Linked DNA regions of Homo sapiens: region 2 is linked to region 1. The links are chromatin loops, found by intact Hi-C in ENCODE. Cell type or tissue: ovary. All regions are shown on one strand. Each heading gives the region's core, and the rest is flanking DNA. Links, peaks and the distances in the headings are about the cores only. Region 1 overlaps LOC124906112 (a long non-coding RNA gene). Region 2 overlaps LOC124906112 (a long non-coding RNA gene).

Region 1 (8,349 bases), core at 327-8,326:
AGGTGTTTACTGTGTTTGCCTAGAAAATAAACCTTCCCACTTTAGCTCCCAATAAAATCAAATAGCAAACAGAAGTATCTATCTAAAATCTGACAAACTACTGGATTGTGTATTTGTTTTGATACTTCATCTAGTAAGTACATCTGTCTATAGCAGGAGTTGACCAACTTTTTCAGTAAAGAACCAAAGAATAAATATTTTAAGCTTTGCAGACCTAAAGAAAATGGTTTCTGTTGTAACTAGCCAATTCTGCTATTATAACATGAAAAGATAATAAATATGTAAACAAATGTGTATGGTTGTGTTTCAATAAAACTTTATTTACAAAAACAGTCAACCAAATTTAACCTGTGGGCTGTAGTTTGCTGAGCCCCTGGTGTGTACCATTTAGAGTATAAGCTACATAAGGACAAATGAATCCTCTAACAAGCAGTTTGCCAATGACTGGTGGGAAAAATAGCTACTGCTATTAAGAACTTACTATGTGCTAGGTATTGTGGTAAGAATATACAATACTGTCTAATGAGGTAGCGACTGGATACCCGTTTTGTGGATTGAAAAACAAGGCTCAGAAAGCTTTAGGAACATATCCAGGATCACACGGCTAAGTAGTGAAATCCTGTGACCTGCCTTTCTGTCCGTGAGGGTGTGGCATGATGGCTACCTGATAGGACTCTAAGGCACTAAGCTGTATTTGTGTCGCACCACTTGTGAAATAACTGGGCTCAGGACCCCAGCCATTGTGCCCTCAATTTCATATAAAAGCTGAGATGCTGAGCAGTCTTGGGGCAGGAGTTGTAGTTGGTGGCCTCTATGCTTTCCCGGAGCTGTGCAGCGAGGTGGCTTGGATGGGTGTGCTTGGGAGCCTCAGTGTCCAGGTTCAGAGCTCAGTCCTGCTTTTTACCAGTGTGTCCGGGCAGGTTGGTTAACATCTCTGGATTTCAGTTTCCTAATTTGCTAAATGGGGATAGTGACCTTACTACCAAGTAGGATTGTTGTATAGATTCAAGGAGTTGATACACATGAAATGATTAGAACAGTGCAAGATCAATGTCATTATTTTAACCCCAAAGATAGGTCATGACAGAAAGAGGTTGCTATACCTGCAGCTGAAAGACAACACCTGAGATGAGAGCAAGCAGGGAAAGGAGGAAAGGAAGGAAGGGAAGAAAAAGAAAAAAACAATGAGAAAGAAGAAGGAAGATACAGAGTAGGAGAAAAATCCATGTGTGACATGAGTGTGGTGAGAGCAGGTGCATTTGAAACGACATTTTGTGCATGTGATAATAATATATGTAAAATGATGAAAGAATGAATCCGTCTAGGACCCAATTACCCCTGGGCATATTTGGTATATTTCTTTCCATGATTTTATAGCTATCTCTTTCCCTTTCTGTGTGCTCTAGAGATCCTTCATATGTTTTCCAGCCTTTCCTTTAATGTTACAACAATAATGACACGTACTCCACTCATGGTGAATGAAGGAGGGCCAGTCCCTTATCTATTTCTGAGAGTCCTTGGGGTAAGGCTGCACATCGCACCAGCCCATCTTGGCTCCTGTCCTCCCCCCTTGCTCTGGACTGCCCTGTCTTCTGACTCAGCACCTCTTGAGGGTCTTCTCCAGGGTCCTGCTGCTTCCTTACACCTGCTCTGCTGAAGAGTGTGGGGACTTGCCCTCCTATTATTCCCCATAGCTCAGCTAGCACAGGCAGTCCTGTTTAACAAACTTATTTTATTTTACTTTAGAGACAGGTTCTCACTCTGTCACCCAGGCTGGAGTGCAGTGGAAGATCATAACTCATTGCAACCTCAAACTCCTGGGCTCAAGTGATCCTCCCACCTCAGCTTCCCAAGTAGCTGAGAACACAGGTGCAAGCCACCATGCCCGGCTAATTTTTTAATTTTTTTGGAGACAGGGTCTCACTATGTTGCCTAGGCTGATCTCAAACTTCTGGGCTCAAGCAATTCTCCCACCTCAGCCTTCCAAAGTGCTGGGATTACAGGTGTGAGCTACTGTGCCTGGCCCTGTTTAACAGGCCTTAAATGTCTTGAGGGTCATACGAGGGAATTTCAGTGTGGGAAAGGGAACTACAACTGGGTATCTGACATTGCTGTGTCTGGTGTTCATCAGCCACACATATCTTACTGGACATCTCTTTTCTGAAATCTCGACTGGTTGCTACTACCAAGGAAATAGTATCAGTAGACAGCATGATGATGACAACCGAGTCAGACTATAAGCTCTGTGAAGGCAGGAATTGTGTCTATGTTGCTTGTTACAGTCTCCCTTCTCCTGGCCCAGTGCTTTGACCCATAATGAGGGCTCCATAAATACTGTGATGTGAATGCATGGAGGAGCTTGCAGAGGTTGACACTGCCAATACAGGTTGACTTTAGTAATATTCAATAGAATACTTTTGACAATTGGCTTTGGATTATTCTGCTACTTCAGAGCTTCCCCAAGGGCAGCTGCCTAGGCATTTTCTCCTCCTCCAAGCTCCTAAGACACACAAGTTTCCACTTTTTCCCTGGAATACAGAAACTGCTGCTGGTGTGTGTGTGTGTGCGCGCACGCCAGCTGTCTAGGCATTTTCTCTCCCCCAAACCCCTAAGACACACAAGTTTCCACTTTTTCCCTGGAATACAGAAACTGCTGCTGGTGTGTGTGTGTGTGTGTGTGTGTGTGTGTGTGTGTGTGTGTGTGTGTGTGTGTGTGTGTGTGTGTGTCTGTGTGTGTTTGAGACAAGGTCTTGCTCTGTCACCCAGGCTGGAGTGCATTGGTATGAACACAGCTCACTGCACCTTGAACTCCTGGGCTCAAACAACCTCCCATCTCAGCCTCCCAAGTAGCTGTGACCACAAGCACATGCTTCCACACTTGGCTAATTTTTAAATATTTTTGTAGAAAAGGGGTCTCGCTATGTTGCTCAGGTTGGTCTCAAACTCCTGGGCTCAAGCAATTCTCCGGCCTCGGCCTTCAAAAGTGCTGGTATTACAGGCGTGAGCCACCACACCTGGTTGACTGCTGCAGTTTTAAAAGTAATATGTTTTTATCTCCAATATGTGTGTGATATATTATTTTACACAGTCAAAGTCATGGTGTATCCATTGTTCTGTATCCTATTTTCACTTCCCCTCTGCCTTTGAAAATATTTGTCAACATAATTTTTAATGGCTGCATAATGTGCCATAGAATATGGTAGATGTATATAGTTTAAAAATCATTCTCTCGTTGCATATTTTGGTGTTATAAACAATGTTACAATTAACATTCTGTCTATGGTTTATACTATTTCCTTCAGAGAGATTTCTAGGAATAAAGTGACTGGATCAAAACATCTGAGTAAATACTTGTAACCTTTTTACCTTTCGTTTTAAAATTGCTGTTCAGAAAGATTGTCCAAATTTAGACTCTCAACATAAGGTATAAATATACTTATTTTATCAAATTATCCCCAGTATTATCATTATTTAAAAATCACTATTAATCTGATAGTTGAAAAATAGAGGCTGGAAATGGGTGGGTGTGCTTGGGAGCCTTAGTGCCTGGGTTCAGAGGTCAGTCCTGCCTATAATCCCTGTCTTTTGGGAGACCAAGTCAGGAGGATCACTTGAGGCCAGGAGTTCAAAACAGCCTGGGCAACATAGCAACATAGGGAGACCTCATCTCTACAAAAGTGTTATTATTATTATTATTATTATTATTAGCTAGGCATGGTGGTGTGTGCCTGTAGTCCTAGCTACATGGGAGGCTGAGGTGGGGGACTCGCTTGAGCCCAAGATTTCAAGGCTACAGTGAGCTATGATCACACCACTGCACTCCAGCCTGGACAAAAGAGCAAGACCCAGTCTCAAAAAACACAACAAAACAACAAAAAATAAAAATAGATTATTAGTGTACAGGTTGAGTATCTTTTATCTGAAATGCTTGGGACCGGAAATATTCTGGATTTTGGATTGTTTTGGATTTTGGAATATTTACAAATACATAATGAGATATCTTGGGGACGGAACCCAAGTCTACACATGAAATTCATTTGTGTTTCATATACACCTTGTACACAGAGCCTGAGCATAGTTTTGTACAATATTTTAAATAATTTTGTGCATGAAACGAACTTTTGACAGTGTTTTCTGGGACCCACCACATGAGGTCAAGTGTGAAATTTTCCACTTGTGGTGTCCTGCCAGCACTCAAAAAGCTTTCGATTTTGGAGCATACAGAATTGTGGATTTTCAGATTAGGGATGCTCAACTTATATTTCACATTACACTTCTTTGATTACTAGTGAATTGAAAGAAATTTAGAAGCCAGGTTAGCAGTTATTGTTTCCAGCAATAATGGGTACTACAATGTTTAACACGTACAAGCTTTCTGTATGTAATTTCCTTTAAGACCTCCCCTTGCTGCTGAACAGAAGGCCATGATGGATTCTGCAGCCCAATCTCTGCCATATGTTTGGTGCTTATTATTAAGCCCAACTACTGAGCAAAGAAAGACGTAATTAGCCTTTTTGGGAATTAATTTAAGCCTTCAGCAGTAAAAAAAAGGCCTAAAGTTGATTTATTTCCCAGAATTTATTTGTATTTGATGTCTTTTTAAGTCTAGGCAGACTAAATGACCAGGCATGGTTTCAGCCTTCTACAAAGGAGTTTCTTGAGTTCTAGGAGACAGTCAAAAATAATTGCCTTAGTGCCTTTGCACATCTCTAAGATACCAGTTGAAGACAAATGATTGAGTTATGTGAAAGGAGAGAACCACTCGGGCACTAACAGAGGCAGCACAAGTTGAATTTATCTTCAATTACCAGCAGGTGAGATGGAGGCACTGAGTTCTGAGTTGAGAGCTGTGGCTCAGCTGAGGGAATTTGGCCTTTGCTGCTAAGGTGAAAATTAGTAGGAGAAGGTGCTCTCTGTAATAAAGATGTTTGTTCCTTCATGGGACTGACTTAATCAAGAAAGTTGCTTCTGTCAGTAATGATCCTAGGCCAGATTTAAATATGTGCTTCCAGAACAAATGCAAGTTGTCTGATTCTAAAGCCATTCTACACATTATTGTGCTCCCAAAGACTTTATTGTTATGCAATGATAGGAAAAGATTTTTACCCCCAGAGCACTTGGAAGCACATTGCAATTCCCAGCCTTACTCTCCACCCAAATTGTTGCCCAGATGATTTTGCTCATTTGGGCCGTTATTCATTGATGGCGCATTTGGAAACAAAATCCTGAGGTTGTCACGGGTCTGCACGTATTTACATAGTTCTCAAATGCCAAAATGATAAACACTGTGCAGATGTTCCATAGGACAGTAACCCAGTCTGCCTTTGGCAGTTTCACACGAGAACGACTAACCACATCAGCTCTGGAAAGAGACACCACAGCATGAGCTCACTGACTTTTCTTTTCATGAAAAAGTCAGGGACCAAGATTAATTAAAACCAGGAGCTTGTTACTTTTAAAGATAGCATAATGATAACCATTCTGAAATGTTCCTCATTCTTGCAACCCCAGCACTTTAGGGGAAGCCAGAAAGTGAGAATATAAAAAATGCCTGATGGAAGTCTGTAGCCAGAGGCCATGCTTATTTGTATGCCCATGCAAATATTTATTGGGCAAATGTAGTTTGTATTGAATGAATAATTTAATGAATATACAAATGAATGAATGATTAGGACAATTTTTTTAGTTCTGCATTGACCCAGTTTATGATGCAGCATGTTAGCTATGCTCCCATGCTCCCAACAGCAGTGCAAGCTCCCATGTATGGAGTATTTATTAGCTGCTCAGCCCTGGGTAGAAAGCTCCCCATGCATGGGGAAATACCTACCTCACAATGACACTATGAAGTAGGTATTTCTTTTCTTTGGTGAAGACCGAAGCTTAGGGAGGAAGATGCAAAATGACAGGACCAGGATTCAAATGCAAGTCTGCTGGATTCCAAAGCCTAGGATTTTAACCTGCATTTGAGATTGCTGCTTACTTCACAAGAGGTCACATTCAGTGAAAGGTCACCATTTTTTCATGATCTCAATTATAATTTTCCTGGCCAATGAATCTGATGATAATAGATTTGGAAGACTTCTGAAAGATCAGCTGGCGCATGCTCCCTCATTTTGCAGGTGGGGAATCTGAGGTTCTGTCCCATGTCTGTGGTCATTCAGCTGACCCATGGAAATGAGATGCAAGCCAGGCACACGTCAGCTAACATTTGATCCAGTACTTTCCCCACCTCATCATGCTGGAGATACAGTGAAAGTAGGAATCATATAACCTAAAGTAATGAATTTGGATAGTTTCATTGTTTCTAAAGATCACTTAAACTGACACCATGGTAGAATGATCCTTGCATACGTAACTCCCACAGTAAAAATAAACATTAAGAGGACAGATGTATGAGAAGTACTTTCACTGGAAAATATCATTAAAATGGTGAGAACATGATGAACTTGCCAATCTTGCAATATCTTCAGCAAATACTTGAATATGGCCTTTAAAAAATTGATGTGTGTGCTGTCTCTAGGTCCTTGAAAAGTGGGAGAAACTGAAGATATGTCACTGGTTAAGGCTAAAAGCAGGAGTGAAGTTAAACATGGATAGTATCAGTCACCAATTCTTGCTCACTTATCACTCTGAACTATTGAAATGAATCTTTTTTTCCCTCCATTCCTTCCCGCCCTACCTCCACTATTCCAACTGAAGCCTTCAATGCCCTTCAGTGGGACCAATGCTACTACTTCCCCATCAAACTCCTTCCCTCTAGTCCTGTTTCTCATGGTTTCTCCTCCCAAATTACCACCACAGTGATTTGTCTAAAACTCAGCCTCATCATGTTTACTCCTCCACTGAAGACCACTGCTGGCTCCCCACTAGTCAAAGCTCTTTGGTACTGCTCCCCCCAACCTTATTTCTTTCCTCTCCTCCCTCTTGCCTTACGTTCCAGTAACACTTATTGTCCTTAAGGACTGTCACCTAGAAATGGCCATGCATAAAATTCTTGGGCAGTTTACCCCCTGCACCCCAAAGTTACAAATTACATGAGAAGATTGGACAGGACCTCCAGGTCTCCTGCCAGCTTCTGATTGTGTGACTAATAGAATCCAAACCTTACAGCCACTAAGATGCTTCAAACTCTCAAATCCCATAAGCTTATGGAAGAGGCATGCAGCTTTAAGAAAAGCTAAGAAGGAATTTTTCAAGGAGGATTAAAAAAGACTTAGTAAATACTCCCCACCTTTAATGCTAAGCCAAATTCATTGTCTGTCTGCTCATGAATCTGCCCACTATATGAGCAAAATGGTGAATAACCCACGGGCAAGTGCTTGCGGAAACAATGTAGAAACTGTGGTGGTTATTAGGTTTACCTGTGTAGAAAGCTCTCCTACCTAGAGTTGCCAGGTTAAATTACGATGTATTTTTATTTATTAAGTCTGGCAACCCTATTCCTCATCTACTTCCTTTTTTTTTTTTTTTTTTTTGGCTAACAGATACCATCTCCCTGGCCACAGGACTAAATATGTGACCAATTCTCATTCTAATAGAGACTGGTCCACATCATACAACCCAACCAGGGCCAGAGTCATTTCTTGGGGTGGAAATATGCCCTTTGGGCTGTGGTTTCTAACATGAGGTTTGTGGCAGCCACACTCTTTGTTATAAAATCCTGAGACCAAAAAAGCAAAGAGAAGCTGAGATAGCAGTGAACAAAATAGACAGTTCTCTGTAGCTTTGAGTCCCCAGTTAGAGTTTCTGAGATCCTGGTTCCTGAAGCTTTTCCTCTAGTGCAGTGTGCACCCCTTGACAGTTATAGGAACTGGTAAATTCTTTTTGCCCCATTAATCTAATCTGACTTAGATTTCTGTTACTTGATCCTGAAAGAGCTCCTGACTCATATAGAGGGAATTCTGGTTCCAGGCTTTATCTTTTTCTTAAGTAACATGGTGGATTAGGGAGAGTACACAGGAGACAGTGGCTTGATGTTGTGAGCACAGTCTACCCCTACTATCCACTGGCAGATTTAAAAGTCATTTATGGCAAACATTGAATCCCAGCCTTCTTTTTCTCTGTTTTTGGATTGTCTTCTTTCCAGTTCCTTAGATCATACAATCAAAGGCCTTCATTTTACAGATGAAAAATCATAAACAAGAAGTTAAACAACTTGTCTTAGCTCATATGGCTAAAACCCAGGTTTTGAATCAATTATTATTGAGGTTATGAAAATTAATTTAATATGCTCTTAAAATAATAAAAAATGAGAAAGACAACTTTTTGCCTAAAAATCAAATGTGGTCAATAGGGAAATGTAAATGCTTATATTGCTTTTATGATTATTGATTGTAGCAAATCACAGAG
Region 2 (8,349 bases), core at 180-8,179, 67 kb after region 1:
CTCCTATCATCCTATGACTTCTGGGTCTGTTTCTGTCAACTGAATTTCCTCCTGGTTAAGGGTACTATTTTCTTGCTTTTTCACGTTTACTAATTTTATTAGATACTGGACATTTTGAATGTTACATTGTTAAGTATAGTTGTCTTTTTTAGAGTGTTGAGTTTTTGTGGGGGCATTTAGTTTCTTATGAATTCACTTGATATTTTTAGGAATTGTCCTTAAGTTTTGTTAGGATAAGTACAGTGTAGCCTTTATGCTAGGGTCAGTTGTGCTCCTTTGGGGGTCTCTACCAAATGCCCTATGGGTTCAGTGAAGCCTTGTCACTCTGTCTGATTGGAACTCAAATGCCTCCTGGCCTTTGTGAGCTCCACTGTTCAGCTCACTAGTAGCTCCACTAGTATTTCTTCCCTGGTCATTCTTTTTTGCTCAGGCTTGTAGAGTCTCTGCATATGTGCAGCTTAATATCTGCCAAAAACTCAGAGAATCCTCTAAGTAAATATTTAGGCCTTTTGCTGTAGCTCCCTCCTTTTTGGCATTCTGCTCTGTAAATTCCAGCCACTCCAAGGGTCCTGAACTCCAATATCTGTCTCTCCAATTCAGCAAGACTGCCGTGCTCTATTCGAGCGCACTCTACCTATGCCACAATCCGCAAAGTGCCTTCAGGCAGGTGATTGTAGGGCTCGCCTAATTTCATTCTCTTTTCTCAAGGATCACAGTCATTTGTCACTTTGGTCCAACATCTGAAAACAGTAATTAATATATTCACCCTGTTTTATAGTTGTTTGAAATGAAAGAGCTAATCTGATGCTAATTATTCCATCGTGGCTTAAGAGTTTTTAGTTTTTAATCATAAATGTGTTTTAAATTTTATTGAATGCATTCTTTTTTACCTGTAAAGGTTATCTTGTGACCTTTCTTCAATTTGTTATGGTGATGAATTAATTACTTTAATAACTTTGTTTAACTTTAATAACTTTTCTAATGATAAAATGTCCTCATATGCCTGGGATAAACCCAACTTGATAATGATTAAAAAAATACTTGCTAGCATTGTTTTGCCAATGTTTTATTTAGGGTGTTCACATACTTAAGAATGAAATCAGCTTATCTATTTTCTTTCTCATGCTGTTTTTTATTTTGGTATCAAAATTACACTAACCTCTTTTTTTTTGCTTTTATTACTACTTTTAATTGACACATAATATTTGTACATACTATGGCACACAATGTGATATTTTTATACATGTATACAATATATAATTATTGAATCAGTATAATTAGCATATCTATCACCCCAAGCATTTATCATTTCTTTATGTTGGGAACATTCAACAATAAATTGTTGTAAATTATAGTCCCTCTGCAATGCTATACAGCACTAGAACTTATTCCTTCTATCTAGCTGTAATTTTGTGTCTGTTAACCAACCTCTGAGTAACCCACTTTTTCTGCAACCCCCAACCATTCCCAGCCTCTAGTAACCACTATTCTAATCTCTACTTCTATGATATCGATTTTTTTAGTTTCCACATACAAGTGAGAACATTTGGTATTTGTCTTTCTGTCCCTGGCTTATTTCACTTACATAATGTTCTCCAGGCTCATCCATGTTGTCACAAATGACAGGATTTCATTCTTTTTTATGGGTGAATAGTATTCTGTTGTATATATATACACCACATTTTCTTCTTTTTTGCAACTTTTATTTTAGATTTATAGGTTACATGTGTACGTTTTTTCCCCCCCGGGTATATTGCATGATGCTAAGGTATTGGGCACAAATGATCCCACCACCCAGGTACTGTGCATAGTACCCAACTGTTAGTTTTCCAACCCCTGCCCCCCCTTCTAGTAGTCCCCAGTTTCTATTGTTGCCATCTTTATGTGCACGAGTACCCAATGTTTAGCTCTCATTTATAAGTGGGAACATGCAGTATTTGGTTTTCTTTTCCTGCGCTAACTGGCTTAGGATAATGGCCTCCGGCTGCATCCATGTTGCTGCAAATGACATGATTTCATTCTTTTTTATGGCTGTGAAGTATTTCATGGTATACATACACCGTATTTTCTTTATCCAGTCGACTGTTGATGGGCACCTAGGTTGATTCCATGTCTTTGCTATTATGAACAGAACTGCGATGAACATGTGAGTGCATGTGTCTTTTTGGCAGAATGATTTGTTTTCTTTTGGCTACATACCCATTAATAGGATTGCTGAGTTGAATATACCACATTTTCTTTATCCATTCATCTGTTGATGTACACAGTTGATTCCATGTCTTGGCCATTGTGAATAGTGCTATGCTAATATTTTATAAGATACAGGGAATGTGTTAGTTTCCTATTGCTTCTGTAGTAATTTACCACAAACTTAATGCCTTAAAGCAACACAGATTAATTATCTTGTAGTTCTCATAGTCAGAAGTACAAAATTAATTTCACTGGCTGAGATTAAGGTGTCATCAGTGCTGTGTTCATTCCAGAGGCTCTCAGAGAGAATCTGTTTCTGTTGCCTTTTTTATCTTCTAGATGCTGTCTGCATTCCTTGGTTCATGGTCCCCTTCCAGACAGCAATCGCATGACTCAGAGCTCTGTTTCTGTGGTCACATCCCCTTCTCTCTGACTCTCCTACTTTCCCTTTACTTAGAAAGACATGTGTGATTACACTGGATCCACCTAAATAATTCAGGATAATTATCCTGGATATCACCCAGGATAACTTAATTATATCTGTGAAGTCCTTTTGCTAAGGCAGATATTCACAGGTTCCAGGAATTAGGATGTAGATATCTTTGCAAGGCCATTATTCTGTCCAGCATAAAAGGGGAGAGCATTTCTCAATTTTCTTCTTTTTAGATCTTACGTAAGATTAGAATTATCTGTTCTTTGACTATCTAACAAAACTTACCTGTAACACTGTATGTGACATTTTTGTGGGTGAATTTAAAAAAGAAACCAGACAAAGTATAAGCATGTGTATATTTTAAAACAACCAAACAATATTATTATTAAGGATGTGATGATTACTTTGCAGTATTTTTTGACCATAAGATATATCCCTCTACCGTCAAAATACGATGCTTTAAATAGCTTTAAATAACTTTTCTCTTTTTAAGAACATATATATATATTCAAATTAAAGTTGTTATGGTTATGACTGAGGTAGATATGCTATCGAGGGCTTCCTCTATATTGCAGCTTTTCAAACTTTTTTTTTTTCCCAGACAGGGTCTCACTCATACTGTCACCCAGGCTGGAGTGCAGTGGCACAATCTCAGCTTACTGCAACTTGTGCCAACCATTTTTGTGATATAAATTGCTAATGTTTTTCCAGATTTATCATTTGTCATTGACTTTGCTTGTGATGTATGTTTTTAGTGGATTTTTTATTAGTTATTTTACTTTGTCATGCGAAGCATTTTTACCTTTTATCTATATGTAATCAAATTTATTAGTCTTTTCCCCTTGTTGATGCTTGTTTTCAAATCATACTTAGAAAGAGTTTTCTCCTTTTCCAAGCTATAAAAGCATTTATGCATATTTTATTCTAGTACTTTTACGGTTTTATTGTTTAGACAAATCTCTGACCCATTTGGAATTTATTCTAGCTTCAGTGTGAAAAATTGATCCAATTTTACCTTTTTCAGTTTAGTTATCACAACTCCTCTTATTTAAAATTTTATCTTTTTTCACTAATTTTACATGTTTTTTGTCATATACTAATTTTTATATGTATTTGAGTCTATTATTGGGTTTTCTATCTGTTCATTGATGTGCCTATCTACTCATGAGCCACCACCTCACAATGTTAAGCACAGGATCATTCCAATCTACTGTAATGTTATGCATGTATTATATTTAGTAGGGATACCCCTCCCCCATCATAGCCTTTCATTCTGAATGTTTTTCTGGCTGTTCTTTCTTCTTATTCCAAATGTACATTATAATCAACTGGAAGCAGCTCCAGACAAAAAATACTCATGGTATCAGTAATTTTATGTGAACTGTACTGAATTTATAAAATTAAAGAAAAATTTACATTTTCTGATGTTGAATCTTCCTATCCAAAAACATGACATGTTTTTCTATTTGCTTATGTCTATATTTTGATCCCTAAGAAAAATGTTATAGTTTTTCTCATGTGTGGTTTGGATATTTCTTGTTATCTATGCTTATCATTGTTTTTGTTTTATTTTCCTTTGCTATTGCAAAATGGAATCCTCTTTCTCATTGTATCCTCTAACTGGTTGTTTATATATATGAAGGTTATCAATTTATGATTGTTGGTTTTCATAATTTGTTACTTTACTAAATTCTTTTATTGTTTGTAATAGTTTTTCCATTGATTCTTTTGAGTTTTCTAGAGAGAGAATCATATTGTCAACAAATAGTTTTACCTCAACCTTTCTAATTCTTATGCCATTAATAGCTTTGCTTGTCTCATTGAATTGTTTATACACATTCTTTAATTTTATTCTTTTCCTTTACCTATGATTGCTGAGTTGAATGATTTGTCCAATGAGTTTTCAAATAAGGTTATAGATTTTGATTACAAATATCTATCTTTATTTCAATTAGATAGAATACAGACCTGATTTTATTATATCAACACTTTTATGCCTATATTTTCTCTCATTTTAAAAAAATAATAAGTGCAAAATTGGTAAACTATGCCAGCAAAACCACGATCACTGCTAAGTAGACAAAGAGCAAATATAGTTAAAATGCTAGTATTGGACAGCAGACAGTACCCCCATGAGGTGATCTCTTATGTGATCTTGTAGCAAAGGCAGACTAGCAAGTAGGAAATGACTCTAAGAATATTAAAAATAATGCAGATAAGTCCAAGTGTTGCAAGAGTTAGAATTTTCACAAGTTGAAGAATAACTGCATTTTCTTTTACACCTGAAAGGTTTCTGGGGCAATCCTCTCCATTAAGATATAAACAGATTATCACAAACTACTAGTGTGGATAATCACATCTTTTTTCTATTAAATGATTCACATGTAGTACTAGTGCATCCTCTCTCTCTAAGCCTTCTTCTATTTCTTCTTTCTACTAGAAGACAGAGGATAGGGCAGCAAAAATATGCTATCCCCTCAAAATATCAATTATACTACTAACTAACTGCTTCTAATTCTTTAGCTGGACTCACTTTCTTTCGCTATCTACCAGTAACAGTCAAGGTAAGATTTCCCATTAGCTTTCAGTTCTGCTACCTAAGCAGAGATGCTTGAAAACTATTGTTTTATTGTGAAGTAAAGTATACCAATAGTGAGAAATACAGTGAGAACGTCATGTCTATTATTCTGTAATTTCATCATCCAAATACAAATATTAACATTTAACATATATTTTCCTATTTTAAAAATATACTGTTTTGCAATGGTGGATTTGCTACCAGAAAGGGGTCCTGATCCAGACCCGAAGAGAGGGTTCTTAGATCTTGTGCAAGAAAGAATTTAGGATAAGTCCACAGAGTAAAGTGAAAGCAAGTTTATTAAGGTAAAGGGGCCGGGCGCAACGGCTTACACCTGTAATCCCAGCACTTTGGGAGGCCGAGGCGGGCAGATCACCTGAGGTCAGCAGTTTGAGACCAGCCTGGCCAATATGGTGAAACCCCGTCTCTACTAAAAATACAAAAATTAGCCAGGCACAGTGGTAGATGCCTGTAATCTCAGCTACTAGGGAGGCTGAGGCAAGAGAATCACTTGAACCTGGGAGGTGGAGGTTGCAGTGAGCCGAGATTGTGCTACTGCACTCCAGCCTGGGAAACAGAGTGAGACTCTGTCTCAGGAAAAAAAAGAAGAAGAAGGAGAAGGAGGAGGAGGAGGAGGAGGAGGAGAAGGAGGAGGAGGAGGAGAAGGAGAAGGAGAAGAAGAGGAAGAGGATGAGGAAGAAGAAAAAAGAATAAAAGAATGAAAAGAATGGCTACTCCATAGACAGAGCAGCAACATGGGCTGAATATACTTAGCGTTATTTCCTAATTAAATGCTAAACAAGGGATGGATTATTCCTCAGTTTTCCAGGAAAGGGGTAGGGAGTTCCCAGAACTGAGGGGTTCCTCCCCTTTTCAGACCATATAGGATAACTTCTGACGTTGCCGTGGCATTAAACTGTCAATGGTGCTGACGGGAGTGACTTCAGCATGCTAATGGGTTATAACGAGCAATGAGGACAACTAGAGTTTGCTTTAGTTGCCATCCTGGTTCTGGTGGGCTTTGCCAGCTTCTTTAGCATATTCCATTTTATCAGCAAGGCCTTTGTGACCTGTATCTTGTGAAACTAGTCCTGCCAACCTCCTGTCTTATCTGGTGACTAAGAAAGCCTAACCTTCTGGGAATGAAGCTCAGCAGGTCTCATCCTCATTTTACCCAGCCCCTATTCAAGATGGAGTCACTCTGGTTCTAACATTTCTGACAGATACACAGGATATACATTTGTCAAATCCATAGAATGTATAACGCTAAAAGTGCATCCTAATGCAAGCTATGGATTTGGGTTGATAATTGTGCATCAATGTAGGTTCCTGTGTTGTAAGAAATGTACCACTGCTGTGTGGGATGTTGATAGTGGTGTTGGCTGTAAGTTGGAGAGCAAGAGATATAAGGGAAATCTCTGTCCTTTCTGCTCAATTTTGCTGTGAACCTAAAATTGGTCTAAAAAATAAAGTCTATTAAATTAAAATTACTGTCGACCGTGGAACAGCACAGGTTTGAATTGTGAGGGTCCACTTATATGCTGAGATTTTTCAGTAACAGTTACATCAAGTATGCCTGCCTTTCCTGCCTCCCCTTTCACCTCTTCCACCTCTTCTGCCTCTGCCACCCCTGAGACAGCAAGACCAACCCTTCTTGTCCTCCTTCTCCACAGCCTACTCAACGTGAAGACAATGAGGATGAAGGCTTTTATGATGACCCACTTCCACTTAGTGAATACTAAATATGTTTTCTCTTCCCTATGATTTTCTTAAGAACATTCTCTTTTCTCCAGCTTATTTTATTGTAAGAATACAGTATTTAATATATATAACATACAAATATGTATTAATCGACTCTTTATGTTATCAGTAAGGCTTCTGGTCAAGAGTAGGCGGTTAATAGTTACATATTGGGGGAGTCAAAGGTTATACACAGGTTTTTGACTGTATGAGGGCTGGTTCCTCTAACCCCAGTGTTGTTCAAGGGTCAACTGTGTGTATATATATATATATAGTCATATATATATATATATATACTCATATATATACTCATATATATATACTCATATATATACACTCATATACATATATGAATTATCTGCTATTTTTATTTAAAAATACTATATATTATATGGTATATTTTATTGATATATATATTTTTTGAGACAGAGTCTCGATCTATCTCCCAGGCTGGAGTGCAATCTCGGCTCACTGCAACCTCTGTCTCCCAGGTTCAAACAATTCTCATGCCTCACCCTCCCAAGTAGTTGGGATTATAGGCATGCACCACCATGCCCAGGTAATTTTTTGAATTTTTACTAGAGATGGAGTTTCATCATGTTGGTCAGGCTGGTTTCAAATTCCTGGCCTCAGGTGATCCACCTGCCTTGGCCTCCCAAAGTGCTGGGATTATAGGCATAAGCCACTGCACCTGGTCTGATACTTTTTAACTTAAATTTTTAAATGTTTTATATTGCAATTGACTGTCCTTATAAGTAAATTTATGACTATTTCCTAGTAAAAATCATAGAAATAAAATATTGGCTCAAAAGAAATGCTCATTTTTAAAACTTTTTTGATACTTATCATCTCTCATAAGGGTATAGTAAACCTTTGATTTGACGTTTGATTGAATGATAACTGGTAGCTTTTTGTGGCGAGGAAGGGAGTGAAGGTTCCGGGCAGCTGGTTTTCACTGGTGACAGCAGTTGATACTAGAGAGAAAAGGGAAGAGTAAAAATTCCTGTTTTTTTTCAAACTACACCCTACCATCTCATCACTCAAAAAGATGTGGCACCTCTCCAAAAGAAAAATCTCCAATGCTACACAGTTGCTGAAATGCCTGTGTTATAAACTTCTCCCCCACTGAGACCCACAGCCAATAGGACTTGTTATTCTATAAGAGAGGATATATTGAAAAAGAAGGCAAGTATGTTCACTTCTGTATGGCAGAAAATTAGACTAATGAATTTCAAAATTTCAGAATGAGGGTCTAATAAATTAGCAGGGGCTTAGTTATCTGTGAACCTGCACGGAGCAGTGGGAGAAGCTGGGCTTTCATCAGACGGAGCCTGGGCTCACTGGACTTGACTCTGACACCCACTGTTTTCTTGTTCTTGGCCACTGGACTCTCCTGAGTCTCAGTGAC

The links. Peaks named below come from ENCODE experiments on the same cell type or tissue, not always from the same donor. Only the 100,000 strongest peaks of a DNase experiment are listed, where the experiment ranks them.
Region 2: it touches region 1 in a loop (2.7-fold over the local background); 1 of 110 quality-filtered maps calls a loop at or near these places.

Annotation. Positions count from the first base shown.
Region 1 is chr2:200,034,684-200,043,032 of GRCh38, forward strand. All of the region lies in intron 1 of LOC124906112 (a long non-coding RNA gene), which reads right to left. Among named protein-coding and RNA genes, the nearest start is that of MAIP1, 83 kb to the left of the region's middle. In ovary, for the core only: no CTCF peak of the experiment used is centred there; a DNase peak (open chromatin) is centred at 5,287.
Region 2 is chr2:200,101,648-200,109,996 of GRCh38, forward strand. The region is part of intron 1 of LOC124906112 (a long non-coding RNA gene); the gene reads right to left. Among named protein-coding and RNA genes, the nearest start is that of MAIP1, 150 kb to the left of the region's middle. In ovary, for the core only: no CTCF peak of the experiment used is centred there; no DNase peak of the experiment used is centred there.